Regions from separate parts of the Homo sapiens genome. Here all the other regions are linked to region 1. The links are chromatin contacts, found by Hi-C in ENCODE. All regions are on one chromosome and are shown on one strand. The core of a region is the stretch at or near the end of the contact, and the rest is flanking DNA. Distances in the headings are between cores, read along the strand shown.

Region 1 (3,229 bases), core at 331-2,830:
TGGTGGCGGGCACCTGTAGTCCCAGCTACTCCGGAGGCTGAGGCAGAAGGGCGTAAACCTGGAAAGTGGAGCTTGGAGTGAGCAGAGATCGTGCCACTGCAATCCAGCCTGGGCGACAGAGCGAGACTCTGTCTCAAAAAAAAAGTATCTGGTCAAAGTTACACAGCAAAATCTAACTTAACACATATATGCAAAAAAAAAAATTGTGCAATTCAATGCCACTTTCCCTTCTGGCAAACTAAGGACATGCTTAACATTCAGCAATAGGTTCACCCGACATTTGCTTAGCCCTAGATACTGTGCAAAGTACTTCCATATATATCCTTTCCTTGTACCCTTACAGCAATACTCTCAAAGAGTTAAAGTGTTCTTATCCCTGCTTTACAGATGATAAAACTGTATCTAAGAAAGATTAAGCTGCACGTATTCTCACAGTTAATTTGCTCTAAGTCTGACTGCATAGATGTTACTCCTTCTGCAACACGGGTAAAATCCACTTTCATTGTTTCAATTATCCACCATGTAAGTGCCTATGATTCCCCAATCGCATTTCTAATTTTAGTATTCATCCTGAGCCCCAAATCTATCCACAGCATTCAACAGTTCTCATCTCCCTTATAAGTCCTACGAACTCATCCAAAAAACGAACACATAATCCCATATCAAAACTTGTTCCTTCTCCTTTAATCCCTTTCATTTTTTTTCACTGATTAGTGAATGCATATTGTCCACTAAAACGCAGAAGATAGTCATTACACAAATAGCTGTGAAATACCACCTGACATAAATTCTCTATTCCAGTACCATCGGGTGCCACGAGAGCATATGATAGCGTCTGACATGATCAGAAAGACTGGGGAAGGCAACAGTAAGAAAACACTAGTCTGAGCAGAGGCCTTGTTCTGGGTGGGAGCATGGTTCTATTTATAGTGATGACTGACCGGCCAAAGGTTAGTAGGTTCGCTGCCTCTTCAGTGCATATTCCTATGAACAATCCATAAAGTCGCCTAATGAAGTGTTAGCACCATCGTTTTTAGGTGGGATGCAAACTTTCAATATTATGACTAATTTTTTCCCTCTTAATGGTACACGTTCTGCCTAAGTAGCCTAGACGCTCCCGTGCGCCCGGGGCGGGTAGGCCTGGCCGAAAATCTCTCCCGCGCGCCTGACCTTGGGTTGCCCCAGCCAGGCTGCGGGCCCGAGACCCCCGGGCCTCCCTGCCCCCCGCGCCGCCCCGATTTGCCCTCAGAGAGGGTATCGATCTTATTTCTGGGTCTACGGCAAACTCCAAGGTCTACAAACGTAGAGGTCAGCTGTGACCCCGGGCCAGGCCGTGAAGGTCCCCAGGACACAGAGCTGCTCTCTCCTCCTAGTAAAGGTGAGAGGCAGCCCAGGCCTCGTGAAAAAACCCAGAACTGGAGTCCCAAAAGGCCACGCTGATCTAGCTACCCTCCCAGTCACCTTGCACTCAGTCCCGAGCTGCCAAAGCCTCCGCCGCCACCACCTCCGCTCTACTTCCGGCCCTGGCTCCGCCCCCACACGCCTACCCGCCATCGCAATGCATTATGGGCCGCCGTTTCAGTCGGTCGACGCTCACCGGACAGGAAGCGTCTCGGAGACAGTCTGCGACCGGACGGGTCTAGGTGAGACAGAAGCCAAACAGGAGGAGGAAGTGGAGGGTAAGTGCTTCCGGGTCCCCTGGCACAGCCTCCGCCATCTTTTCTTCGCCTAATTTGACCCGTTCTTTTTCCCCTCCTTGAAACCTTGCTCTGTACGCATGCGCTCTTTGAGTGGCCTTTCCCCTAGTTCAAGCTCCCCTCCGAGTCAGCGTCCTGTTCGTTAGGGTTATCGAAGTGTATAAAGGTGCAGGGAAAGTGAGACTGTGTAAAACAAAGCGGATTGGGGCGTTGTGCTTCCTTGTACCTCGTGAGCCTCCGTTGCCTTGGGCGGTCGTTTTGCGCACCCTGCCGGGAGTTGTAGTCCTGGACCCGAAGGTGCCTGGGAGGCGGGAGGGGGGTTGGGGCTTCTCAGCGCCGATTCCGCGGGAAGGGCCCTGGGACCTCACACTTCTAGTCGCGGGAGCTGCAGGTCTTACCCGGAGAGACGCTGCACGTGGAGCCCTCGCCGCTGCCGTTCTCAGCCGGCTCTGGAGTGCGGGCGGGGGCGACAGGGCCGATTCCGGAGTGGGTGAGTGCGGCCGCCGGGGAGGAGGGGAGCGCGGGCCCTCGCGGGCCGGCCTCGTTCCGGGGCCTTTTCCCCCACAAGGGCCCCCCCGCGGCCGCCTCTGTGTTTTGTTTCCGCTGGTCCCCGGCGCTGTGACTCCCATTTCCGTTCGTGGAGACTTGAGGGAGCCGGGTGGGGAGGGGCGGGAGAGCTGTGCGGGGAGCGAAGGGGAGGGGCGGGGGGCGAGCGGCCTGGAGCCCGGGGGGACCGGGCACCGCCGGGACCCGTGCCGGACGGGTCGCCTGTCGCCGCTCCCTCCTTTCCGCGTCCCCTCCTCGCCCGTCCGCACTCCTCAGCAGTCTCAGCCTGCTCAGCTGGGATGTGGTCCTGACGCCCCCGAGATTTTAAGAGCAAAATGCAGACCCTGTCTCATCGCGGGACTCAGCGATTCACTCATTTCAAATCCGCTCTCTTTATAGAACAACACACACCAGAATCATTTATCAGCGTATATGGTAGCCATCTGGGTTTGTTTTTTTGTTTTTAAGCAAGGAAGTAAACCAAGGAGATAACAATGGGTTGTCTACTTGGAAATTTTTTTGTGTACTAGAAGACACGCTGTATGTGCGTGTTTGGATTTAGGGACCCCAGTTTGATCAGGTTAGCGGACCGAGAGGACAATGCCTAATATTGCATTGCAAGATGATTAGAAATTTAGAAATAAAATTCATTTCATAAGTAGTTTCCACTAATAGCAGTAGGTCTGACTCGTGAGAAGAGCAAAGATTTAGCAGGATTCACTTGAGCGAATTGTAGAACGAGGCGGTGATAACATTCTTCGGTAGTGTTATCTTGAACTTCAGAAGAAACCGCTCAACTCTTTAGCAACTGCTTGAGGGACTAGCCTGTCTCTCAGGGTTCCATCCAGGCTTTCCAAGCTTCTTTATTTTTAGACATACAGTGACGCTGAGTGGACTTCAAGTCAATTTTACCTGAATTGTGTATACAAGAGCATCTGTCATGAGGCATGTATAGTAATGAAGTAATTAAATCATGAGCTAGATGT
Region 2 (3,229 bases), core at 413-2,912, 3.7 Mb after region 1:
TAACATACAGGAAAGTTGAAAAAATAGTACAGTGGATAAAATGCTTAACACCTCTTCTGTTACCATGGCTTCTTCATTCTCAAGTTTTAAATTTTGACTCATCTATTAATTGGCTAGATTTTATTGTCATTAAGAAGGAATTCATGGATTTTTTTACTTTTTAATATTTATTTATTTATGAGACAGAGTGAGTCTTGCTCTGTCACCCAGGCTGGAGTGCAATGGCACAATCTCAGCTCACTGCAACCTCCACCTCTCGGGTTCCAGCAATTCTGCCTCAGCCTCCCAAGTAGCTGGAATTACAGGTGCACACCACCATACACAGCTGAATTTTGTATTTTTTTTTAGTAGAGACAGGGTTTCACCATGTTGGCCAGGCTGGTCTCAAACTCCTGACTTTTGATCCGCCTGCCTCAGCTTCCCAAAGTGCTGGGATTACAGGCGTGAGCCACCGCGCCTGGCCTCATGGATGTTTTTATTCCTTCGTTTCTTCTATGTTCAATAATGTCTACCTGATGCTATGTGAACAACCTCTCTTGGCTGGAGATAATTCTCTTGGGGGAACCATTTTTTTTCCCTTAGAGATTAATAGACATTATTCCATCATCACCTGGCATTCATTGGTATGGTGAATAAATCTACGGCCAGCATGATTTTTTTTCTTTTTGTGAGTGATGTGCATTATTTGTCTGGATGACTGTGTAATTGTTTATTCTTGATGTTACTTAGTCTACTAGATGGTTCTTGGTGTTGAAAATCCCCTATAACACTTGATATGTTCAATTATGATATGAGCTTTTGTTCAGGCTCATTGGTTGCTCTTTGAATTTTGGGATATATGTATATATATATCGTATTGTATAATACGATATATATATTGTATTACAACTTACAACATATTTTTTCAGTTTCACTTGTTGATTATCTCACGGGCACCAATTCTTCTTTGGCTATATCATCTTTGTCCTCCATGTAACTTAGTTCCTTTCTAATTGTTTAGATGTCTTTGTTTTTTAAATTTGCATTCATTATTTTTATGTTCAATTTTCCACATGTTAGTAGCTTGCTCTTTAGCAATGTCTATTCAGTTCCTTGCTAGTTCTAATACGTTTTTTAGTTCAGAAATGATGTTGATTTGAGCATCAATTTATTGCCTCAGCTAGGCAATTTCTCTTTTCATCTTATTCTATCCTTTTACCATCTTACCGTATTCATTTAATAATTACGTTGTTTCATAGCATAACACAGTGGTAGAGCACTTTCCCTCGTTCATTGAGTAATTTTTCCTTCTAGCATTGGTTCTTTGTCTTTTTGACATTCTGCTCCCTTTTCTACTCCCACCCTTTTGGCTGTCACATGTTTGCATTGTTGCCGTGCTATTTTTTTTCTTCTTGCTTATGACTTGGCAGTCCTGTGCTGATGTTCCATTTGATCTGGTATAGAGCTGGGTGATTTCTTAACCCTCTTCCTGTCATATGAGAGTTTGTTTTCCTCTGTAAGCTACAGTTTGATAGTTAAGTCTTTTGCTTCTACCCATTTTTGAGTCGCCTAAGGAGAAAATAGAGGATACGAAGAAAGGTCGGCTGAGGAGCTCTCTTTTAGGATATTTAGGATCTTTTGTGCCTTTGAGGTTTTTTGTCACATACGTGTTCTGTAACACTTGGCTAGGAATCATATATTTTATTTCCGCTTGGAGGCAGGAAGGGCCTTGAGCTTTAGCTTGTTCTTCAGTTGTACTTCAATACAGGATGTAGGTCTGTAGTTTCCATTTTCATCAGAGAGAGTTATGTACATTGTCTGCTTTCTCCATTTAACCTGCCTCACCCCAGGAACCACTCCATCATTCTTCTGTTAAGAGAGAAAATGATACAGATATATGTTCAGTCTGCTTCTGTTCAGGTTGAGGGTATTAACAACAAATTTCAGAACTTTGTAACCTCAGTGACACTCCTTCTGGGATAAGCTGAGGTCCACTAGGAGGGAACTGGTTTGGATGCCAGCTGTACTGCACCCCTCCCCTCCACTGAAGAATGCCCCCTCCCCTGCAACTTTCCTTCCACGATTTCGTTTAATTATTTTTCCTTCTGTAGGTTGCTGTAGCTCTTCTTTGCTCACTTGCTAAGTGTCAGGGGAGGCAAGTTCTGTGTTGCACTTTAAATTTATTATGTTCATTCAGAAACCCTGCTAAACACCTTAATAGCAATGCTGGGAGGAGAATATTAGCATGCCCAGGCAGCAAAGGAACAACAAAGCCCAGGGTTGTTAAGCGATGTGCTTATGGCCGCATAAATTAGTATGTGGAAGATTCAGAAAGCAGGCCCATTTTTTTCCATTCCAGACCATAGCTTTTTTTTTTTTTTTTTTTTTTGAGACTGAATCTCAGTCACCCAGGCTGGAGTGTGCAGTGGTGCGATCTTGGCTCACTGCAACCTCTGCCTCCCGGGTTCAAGTGATTTTTGTGCCTCAGCCTCCTGAGTAGCAGGAATTACAGGAGCCTGCCACCACGCCCTGCTCAGTTTTGTAATTTTAGTAAAGATGGGGTTTCACTATGTTGGCCAGGCTGGTCTTGAACTCCTGACCTCAAATGATCCCCCCAACTCAGCCACCCAAAGTTCTGGGATTACAGGCGTGAGCCACTGCGCCCAACCCAGACCATAGCTTTTTGTATTACAGTCCCAAATACAAGTTAATTATTTCATCAATTAAACAAAAATATACACATATATATTATATAATGTATATACATATATATACATATGTATATATTATATTGTATATATGTATATATAAACATTATATATATATGTATTTATACGTATATTTTATATATACATATGTGTGTGTGTGTGTATGTATAGTTCTACAGTCCTTGACGTATTTTGAAAATTCCAAAATTGGCTGGGTGCGGTGGCTCACATCTGTAATCCCAGCACTTTGGGAGGTTGAGGCATGCTGATCATCTGAGGCCGGGAGTTTGAGACTAGGCTGACCAACATGGAGAAACCCTGTGTCTACTAAAAATACAAAATTGCCTGGGTGTGGTGGCGCATGCCTGTAATCCCAGCTACTTGGGAGGCTGAGGCAGGACAATCATTTGAACTCAGGAGGCGGAGATTGTGATGAACCAAGATCATACCATTGCACTCCAGCCTGGGCAACAAGAGCGAAACTCCGTCTCAGAAAAAAAAAAAAGAAAATTCCAAAATGAAGGGTTATTTGGGAAAAATCT
Region 3 (3,229 bases), core at 357-2,856, 3.5 Mb after region 1:
ACTTTGCAGGGAAAGAACCCAAGTTGCATGCAACTTCCCATCTAACTTCTCATTCTCTCTTAATTTTCAAACTTGTTTTCATCCCTATTAATAGCCAGGTCATAGAATCATTTTCAGAAACATTTCAGGTGCTTCAGGATTTTTGAAACCCTTTAGTTCGCATGGTTTGAGTGTGTCACAGGTTAGTAAACCCTCAAAGCTATGCTGTCATGGTTATTGTGTGGTTTATGCCGAGAGAAACTGGTCATAGTCTGCCCCAAGTAGCAATTAATGGGGACCCTGAGGGGCAGTCGGGAGAAGTGACTAAATCAATCCAGCAAGCTCTAGAGAAGCATTTCCTCTTGAGAAGTTCACTATTTTGTGAAAATCAAACGCAACCAAATGCCAGGGGAAAGAACATCTCCCACTGGAGCTTGACAATATTTGTAGAATTAAGTGAAGTTGTGTTTCTGGTGGTTGAAAGTGTCTGTTTGTGATCTCATGTATTCTATTTTGCTGAATAGGTACTTAGGATCTGATTTGGGAGGAAATGAAAGCATGACCACTGGCAAGAGTCAGAAAGAGCTACAGGCATTGGCATTTTCTGTCTATTTCTAAGATCTTTTTGTCAATCCGGTGTTTGGAAACAACTTTCAGTCTACCTGCAGGCATTTTAAATGAGTCCTTTACCTTGTTTCTCATAGGAAAACTTCATTTAGCTGCATCCACTCCAGGCAAGTTCTTTGTTTTCACTACTTGTCAGTGTTTTTTCTTAATCACTTCCCTCATCTTCCTTCCTCTCTGAGCCCCTCCTTTTCAACCTCCTCCAGTTCCCTACCCCCAGCCCCTAATGGAGTGTGATGTATTATACTTACGCTTTATGAAATTCTCATTAGGGAGGATCCTGTCCATTGACAATAATGGTTGACTTGCAGAATTCTCAAATATGAAGTTTCAATGGTTTGTACATCACATATTGATTTTCTTTCCTTCCACATGTGGATAATATCCACACAACAGTATCTCACACCCCTATTCTTTGTGAAAACATTATGTGGAAAAGTCGATGTCTTGGGTGGATCAATTGTCAATAACAACAGTGTTTCGGATACATAAGCCCTTCCTGTTGTAGTCACACCTTCTCTCTGACTTTAGGGGCTCCTACAAGGTCCTTGTATTTATTTCAGAATAGGCTAGTGTAGAGACTTAAGGAAGAGCTCTCGGCATCAGTCAGGAATTCATCGGTCAGGCCCTGAGCCCTGCCTCTGCCATGCTGTCATTGACTTTGGCCTTAGGTGGGTCATTTTGCATCTCTGGGCCCAGTTTCCCCACCCTTAAAAGAAGAAGACTGGCCTGTCAGGAGTTCTAGCATCCTTGTGATAGGTCATCCTTGTTGGACAATCCTTGTTTTGTTCCCATTAAGCTTTACTTGCCAGTGAGTTCCTTTTCGTCCTTTTGTAGATTCCGTAAGACCCAGAGGGTGAGTCTAGCCAAAGAGGGAATCAAGCTGGGCTAGCCAAAGAATGTATCCTCTTTGCTCCTAATCTTCTGAAGAATAAGTCACTCCAGAGGCAGGAGGAACCATCTCTGATTGAGCCAGTGAGCATGTGGCTGGCTGTCCTTATGAGCCCCAGGCCCCACCATCAGAGCTAAGCTTGCCAAGGAATGCGGTGTTCCTTCCATAGCTCTGCTTCAGATCTGCTTCCCAGCCCTGTCTGTCCTTCTTGGATTAGGCAGCAGCATTCTAGGAACAAATCCCCTTTGCTCAGCCATGCATCACTGCCTTCCAACTCATTTTCTGAATCTCACAGTTCTTGTCCCCTCCCTGCTGGTCCTGGCAAGACTGAATTTGTCAGGCCTTGTTGAGTTCCTGTAGCCTGGTGCATGTGGTTAGGACCTAGGTTGCTTTTGGCTGCTCTAGATATTTTTAAGTACTTTTAATTGATTGGAAAAACATGCTAACTTTGAGTTTTAAAGTATTTGTAATTATACCCCCCCAAGGCCACTGACTTAGCTGTGGGGTTGTCAAAGAGCCATTAATAAGCAAATTAAAAGGAAGAGGTGGAGCCGTAAAAGCAGTTGCAGAACTAGAAGCCAAAAGCAGCACTTTCTGTTTAGTGACTGTAATAGCCCTGACTGTGTGTGGACTCCTGAGATGGAGGACAAGTGAACTTACTATGTGTTTGAAAAAATGGTTGCAGTGGGGCAAATATAAACCTATGCTGTGCCACACTCCTTCAAGGCTGATCTATTTCATGGCCACTTCCAGAATTGTGCAACAGGTGACCTCCAGGATAACTATGGCTTATCTTACAGCAACGTAGTTCATCTAGGATAGAAAATTGTACCTTTATCCCTGGTACCTTCTGACTACAGATGACATAGTGCTTGAACCAATCCTATCTAATCTCTTTCCACTCATTTTTAGAATAAAAGCCAAGCCTCTCATGGATTGGGATGCCCTTAGAGAAAGAATGCTTATTTCAATGCAGTTGTGTTACTGCTTCGTGGTGTCATATATATTAGTCAGTTTCACTGCAATAATATATAGTCTCCAAATCTCAGGGGCTCACGCCAACAAATTTTCATTTCCCACTTGCATTACATAGTGATGGTCATGCACTGATTGCTACAGTTCTGCTCCCAGTGTCTTCTCTTTCCTGGAATCAGAAACATAGCCATGTATAGTTGGGACTTGCTATTTTTGTTTCATAACTGCATTTTTGTACCCAGTAGCTGTCTGCACTCCTTCCCCTTCCCTGTCCTCTTCCCAGCCTCTAGTAACCATCATTTTACTCTTTACCTCCATGAGTTCAATTGTTTTGATTCCTAAGTCTCACATATGAGTGAGAACCTGCGAAATTTATCTTTCTGTGCCTGGCTTTGGGACTGCTGTTTTTGTGGCAGAAAGAAAAACAGAGTATTGGCTGGAAAATGTCATGCTTCAAAGTGTTTGCTTGAACTGGCACACTGTCACCTCTGCTTACATTTCACTGGCCCAGACACCTCATGTTGCCAAGCCTGAAAACATGGCAGAGAAATATTCTCCACGTATGGAGAGGCACCACAAGTCATTCGGAAATGGGTTGGATGTATAATCACTTACAGGGAAGAAAGCCAATATGGGGAATAACAGTCCCATCGATCATCAGGTTCACATGCTAGACAGGTAACTTCATGAGAAAGGCCATGCTCTGGACAGAAGCCTCTGATCCATAAATCTGTCTTTCCTATCCTTGAGTGCTGTTAT
Region 4 (3,229 bases), core at 506-3,005, 3.1 Mb after region 1:
ATTATCCAGGTCAGGTAGTTCTTTATAGCAGTGTGAGAACAGACTCTACAATATCTTCAAAATGTTGTTTATTTTTTAAAAAAATGTATGGATGGAGGCCAGGCGCGTGGCTCACGCCTGTAATCCCAGCACTTTGGGAGACCAAGGTGGGCAGATCATGAGGTCAAGAGATCAAGACCATTCTGGCTAACATGGTGAAACACTGTCTCTACTAAAAATACAAAAAATTAGCCGGGCATGGTGGCAGGCGCATGCAATCCCAGCTACTTGGGAGGCTGAGGCAGGAGAATCGCTTGAACCCAGGAGGAGGAAGTTGCAGTGAGCCAAGTTCGTGCCACTGCACTCCAGCCTGGGTGACAGAGCAAGACTCCATCTTTAAAAAAAAAAAAAAAAAAGAATGGTATCAGAAAGAATAGAAGGTGAAAGGAAGAAAGGAAATGGAAAATTAGTATTCTATCCATCTGTAGAAAATTTTTTAAAATATGTATTGTCTTTTATTCTGATTTCTTCTGGATTCCACTTTGTAGATTTATGAGCCCAGGACCACTGGTATTCAGTAAAGGAGTAGAAATCAATTTGTAGGGGCAGGAGGGATGCCATGTGTCATAGCTACGCAAACAGAAGAAACTTAGTGATTAAAACTCACAAAAAAGAACAGTATTAGCTGGGAGCTATGGCTCATGCTTATAATCCCAGCACTTTGGGAGGCCGAGGTGGGTGGATCACTTGAGGTCAGCAGTTCAAGACCAGCCTGGCCAAGATGGCGAAACCCCCGTCTCTACTAAAAATACAAAAATTAGCTGGGCGTGGTAGCGGGCGCCTGTAATCCCAGCTACTCAGGAGGCTGAGGCAGGAGAATCACTTGAACCTGGGAGGCAGAGTTGCAGGGAGCCAAGAACATGCCACTGTACTCCAGCCTGGGTGACAGAGCGAGACTCTATCTCAAAAAGAAAGAAAAGAACGAAAGAAAGAAAGAAAGAAAGAAAGAAAGAAAGAAAGAAAGAAAGAAAGAAAGAAAGAAAGAAGGAAAGAAGGAAAGAAGGAAAGAAGGAAAGAAGGAAAGAAGGAAAGAAAGAAAGAAGGAAAGAAGGAAAGAAGGAAAGAAGGAAAGAAGGAAAGAAGGAAAGAAGGAAGGAAAGAAAGAAAGAAAGAAAGAAAGAAAGAAAGAAAGAAAGAAAGAAAGAAGGAAGGAAGGAAGGAAGGAAGGAAGGAAGGAAGGAAGGAAGGAAGGAAGGAAAGAAAGAAAGAAAGAAAGAAAGAAAGAAAGAAAGAAACAGTATCACCTTTCAAACAGTGATGGGTCCCTAATACCTATATGCTGAGTATTGTCACACTCATGTTCCATAGCTGTTTGTATTCTGTGTCATTTTTACTATACGTACACAAGACAGAAAACAAAAAACACTGTTTAATTCAGATTTTGTAAGGTATATAGTATAACTGTTTACTAAAATATCATATTTGTAGGAGGTGAAAGTTAATATACTAGCAAACTGCTAAAGAGAATTAACTATTTTTTTAACAAGGAATGTATATTTATGTAGCACTCTCAGACTTTAAAAGCACCATTACTGTACATAAAGCTTTTGATTTGCAGTTTTTCATCATAAACCCAACAGAGCAGAGCCCAGACACCAGGCATTTTTCCCTGGAGTCACTCTGCCTTATTATCAGGACTGGACTTAAGTATCCTTCCCTGGAAAGGGCAAAAGATCTCACATTGTAGGGCAAATATGCTTGAGGCAGTACAAAGAGGCACAGTCATGTTTCAGGATGTGGTTTTAGCCAAAGGTGATACAATCACAAAGCTGGGTTGAGAGAGGAAATAACAATCAGGAGCAGTCTTGAGTGTGTCTCTGTTACCTGGAGTCTTCTTGTTCTTCTCTCTACCTCTCCAAGAGTCTCCATTACCATTGATGTAAATAATTAGTAATAAGAGCCGGAAGCAAAAATGTTGAAATACTTTAACTCTTTTGAACACAAATTTAATAGCAGTAGTAAACTAACAAATGAATCATTGAATTGAGGGTGGATTCTGCTGCAACAAAGAACTTGTATTATGATATAAATTGAGAAGATTGTTCTGATCTAGCTCCTCCTGTATTCAGAGTTAAAACTCTCTCTAAACATCATGTTCCACCTAAGAACCATTAACTCTCCCATTCTCACAACCTGTGTGACAAATACTCATACTCTAAATATTTGGCTTATCTCACTTATCCATTGCTAGAGGATTTAACATACAAGTGTTGCCCTACATACAGACTACTAAGTTAACCATAACCATTCGTGTATTGATACGTATGTTCAAACAGCAATGATGAACTGAGTGCCTGCTCTGAAGGAACTCAAATTCAGATTCAGCTAATATTTCTGGAGTAACACCCATGCACTAGGTATTGAGCTAAAGACTTTGTCTTATTTAGGTGCCTATCATGTGCTAGGTGTTGAACTAGTTACTTTAACACATTATCTCATTTGGTCTTCATAACAACCTAGTAGGTCGGCATTTTTTATTTTATAGATAGGAGACTAACACTCAGAAAAGGTGAGTGACTTGCCTGAAGTCATAAAATTAGTCAAGACTTAAAACTGGCTTTTTGGTCCTGAGTCTTCTCTCTGGCTCTTTCTAATTGGTAGTATTGTCTGTCTTAGGTCCACGCTTTTACTATCCTCTTCTATGCAAAAGAATATCTGATCAGAAAGAAACAAAGCCACTTATAGTTTGATTAGAAAGAAATAAAACCGCACAGAATTTTAGCCACCTTTGTCTATGGGCTGATAGCTTTGTGCACACAAGGCCAAGCAACCACAGGCTCCAGAGATGTGATGTGGAGATGTGCCAAGTGGCAGGTGACATCACATCTTTACATTCCTAGAAGTACTGTGCCCTAATAATTTTACAGCAGAGACATAAACAGATGGATGTGACAAATCCAGTAATGGCAGTTACATAATCTCAAGATCTTTCTCAATGACTCTAAGAACATGTCCAAGACCAAGAATGACTTACCAGGTACATGCCAGTGCTTTAACTAAACAGAAACTATTTTTCAACTAAACAAACATAAATTACATTATCCCTCCTTTTTGGCTCTACCATTTTGAAATTTCTAACTTTGTGAGGTTTTTAACTTAAAAATGTTTTTCCAAATTTATGGAAAGAGGCCACATATGCCCACGTTTAGGGAAAAGTATGGACTTCAGAGTTACAAGCTCAGGTTTGGAC

What was found. Hi-C counts contacts between places; a loop is a spot of excess contacts on that map. Pooled maps may share reads with other maps.
Region 2: a pooled map shows a loop between it and region 1 (4-fold over the local background). The contact joins the enhancer-like site here to the promoter of GABPA in region 1. A Hi-C loop is called at or near these places in 4 of 50 pooled maps.
Region 3: a loop to region 1 is called in a map with no recorded cell type, with 6 times the contacts of the local background. The contact joins the enhancer-like site here to the promoter of GABPA in region 1. A Hi-C loop is called at or near these places in 2 of 37 single-sample maps with no recorded cell type and 2 of 50 pooled maps.
Region 4: a loop to region 1 is called in a pooled map, with 5 times the contacts of the local background. The contact joins the enhancer-like site here to the promoter of GABPA in region 1. A Hi-C loop is called at or near these places in 3 of 50 pooled maps.

Annotation. Positions count from the first base shown.
Region 1 is chr21:25,733,392-25,736,620 of GRCh38, forward strand. It overlaps GABPA (GA binding protein transcription factor subunit alpha), which reads left to right and starts at 1,581. Exons shown (of 10, transcript NM_002040.4): 1 at 1,581-2,187. It overlaps ATP5PF (ATP synthase peripheral stalk subunit F6), which reads right to left and starts at 1,513. Exons shown (of 4, transcript NM_001003703.2): 1 at 1,462-1,513. RefSeq lists enhancers at 935-1,014, 1,333-1,988, 1,415-1,524, 1,545-1,664 and silencers at 1,125-1,224, 2,165-2,304, 2,365-2,574.
Region 2 is chr21:29,448,014-29,451,242 of GRCh38, forward strand. All of the region lies in intron 1 of LOC107985486 (a long non-coding RNA gene), which reads left to right. Among named protein-coding and RNA genes, the nearest start is that of BACH1-IT3, 46 kb to the right of the region's middle. Within about 2 kb of position 1,663, at least 2 of the 41 ENCODE cell types and tissues checked have a DNase peak (open chromatin) inside an H3K27ac peak, as active enhancers do.
Region 3 is chr21:29,235,610-29,238,838 of GRCh38, forward strand. The region is part of intron 1 of LINC00189 (long intergenic non-protein coding RNA 189); the gene reads left to right. Among named protein-coding and RNA genes, the nearest start is that of LINC00189, 44 kb to the left of the region's middle. RefSeq lists enhancers at 303-382, 1,620-1,719. Within about 2 kb of position 1,607, at least 7 of the 41 ENCODE cell types and tissues checked have a DNase peak (open chromatin) inside an H3K27ac peak, as active enhancers do.
Region 4 is chr21:28,830,501-28,833,729 of GRCh38, forward strand. It overlaps a transcript of HEMK2 not described here. Among named protein-coding and RNA genes, the nearest start is that of HEMK2, 53 kb to the right of the region's middle. Within about 2 kb of position 1,756, at least 5 of the 41 ENCODE cell types and tissues checked have a DNase peak (open chromatin) inside an H3K27ac peak, as active enhancers do.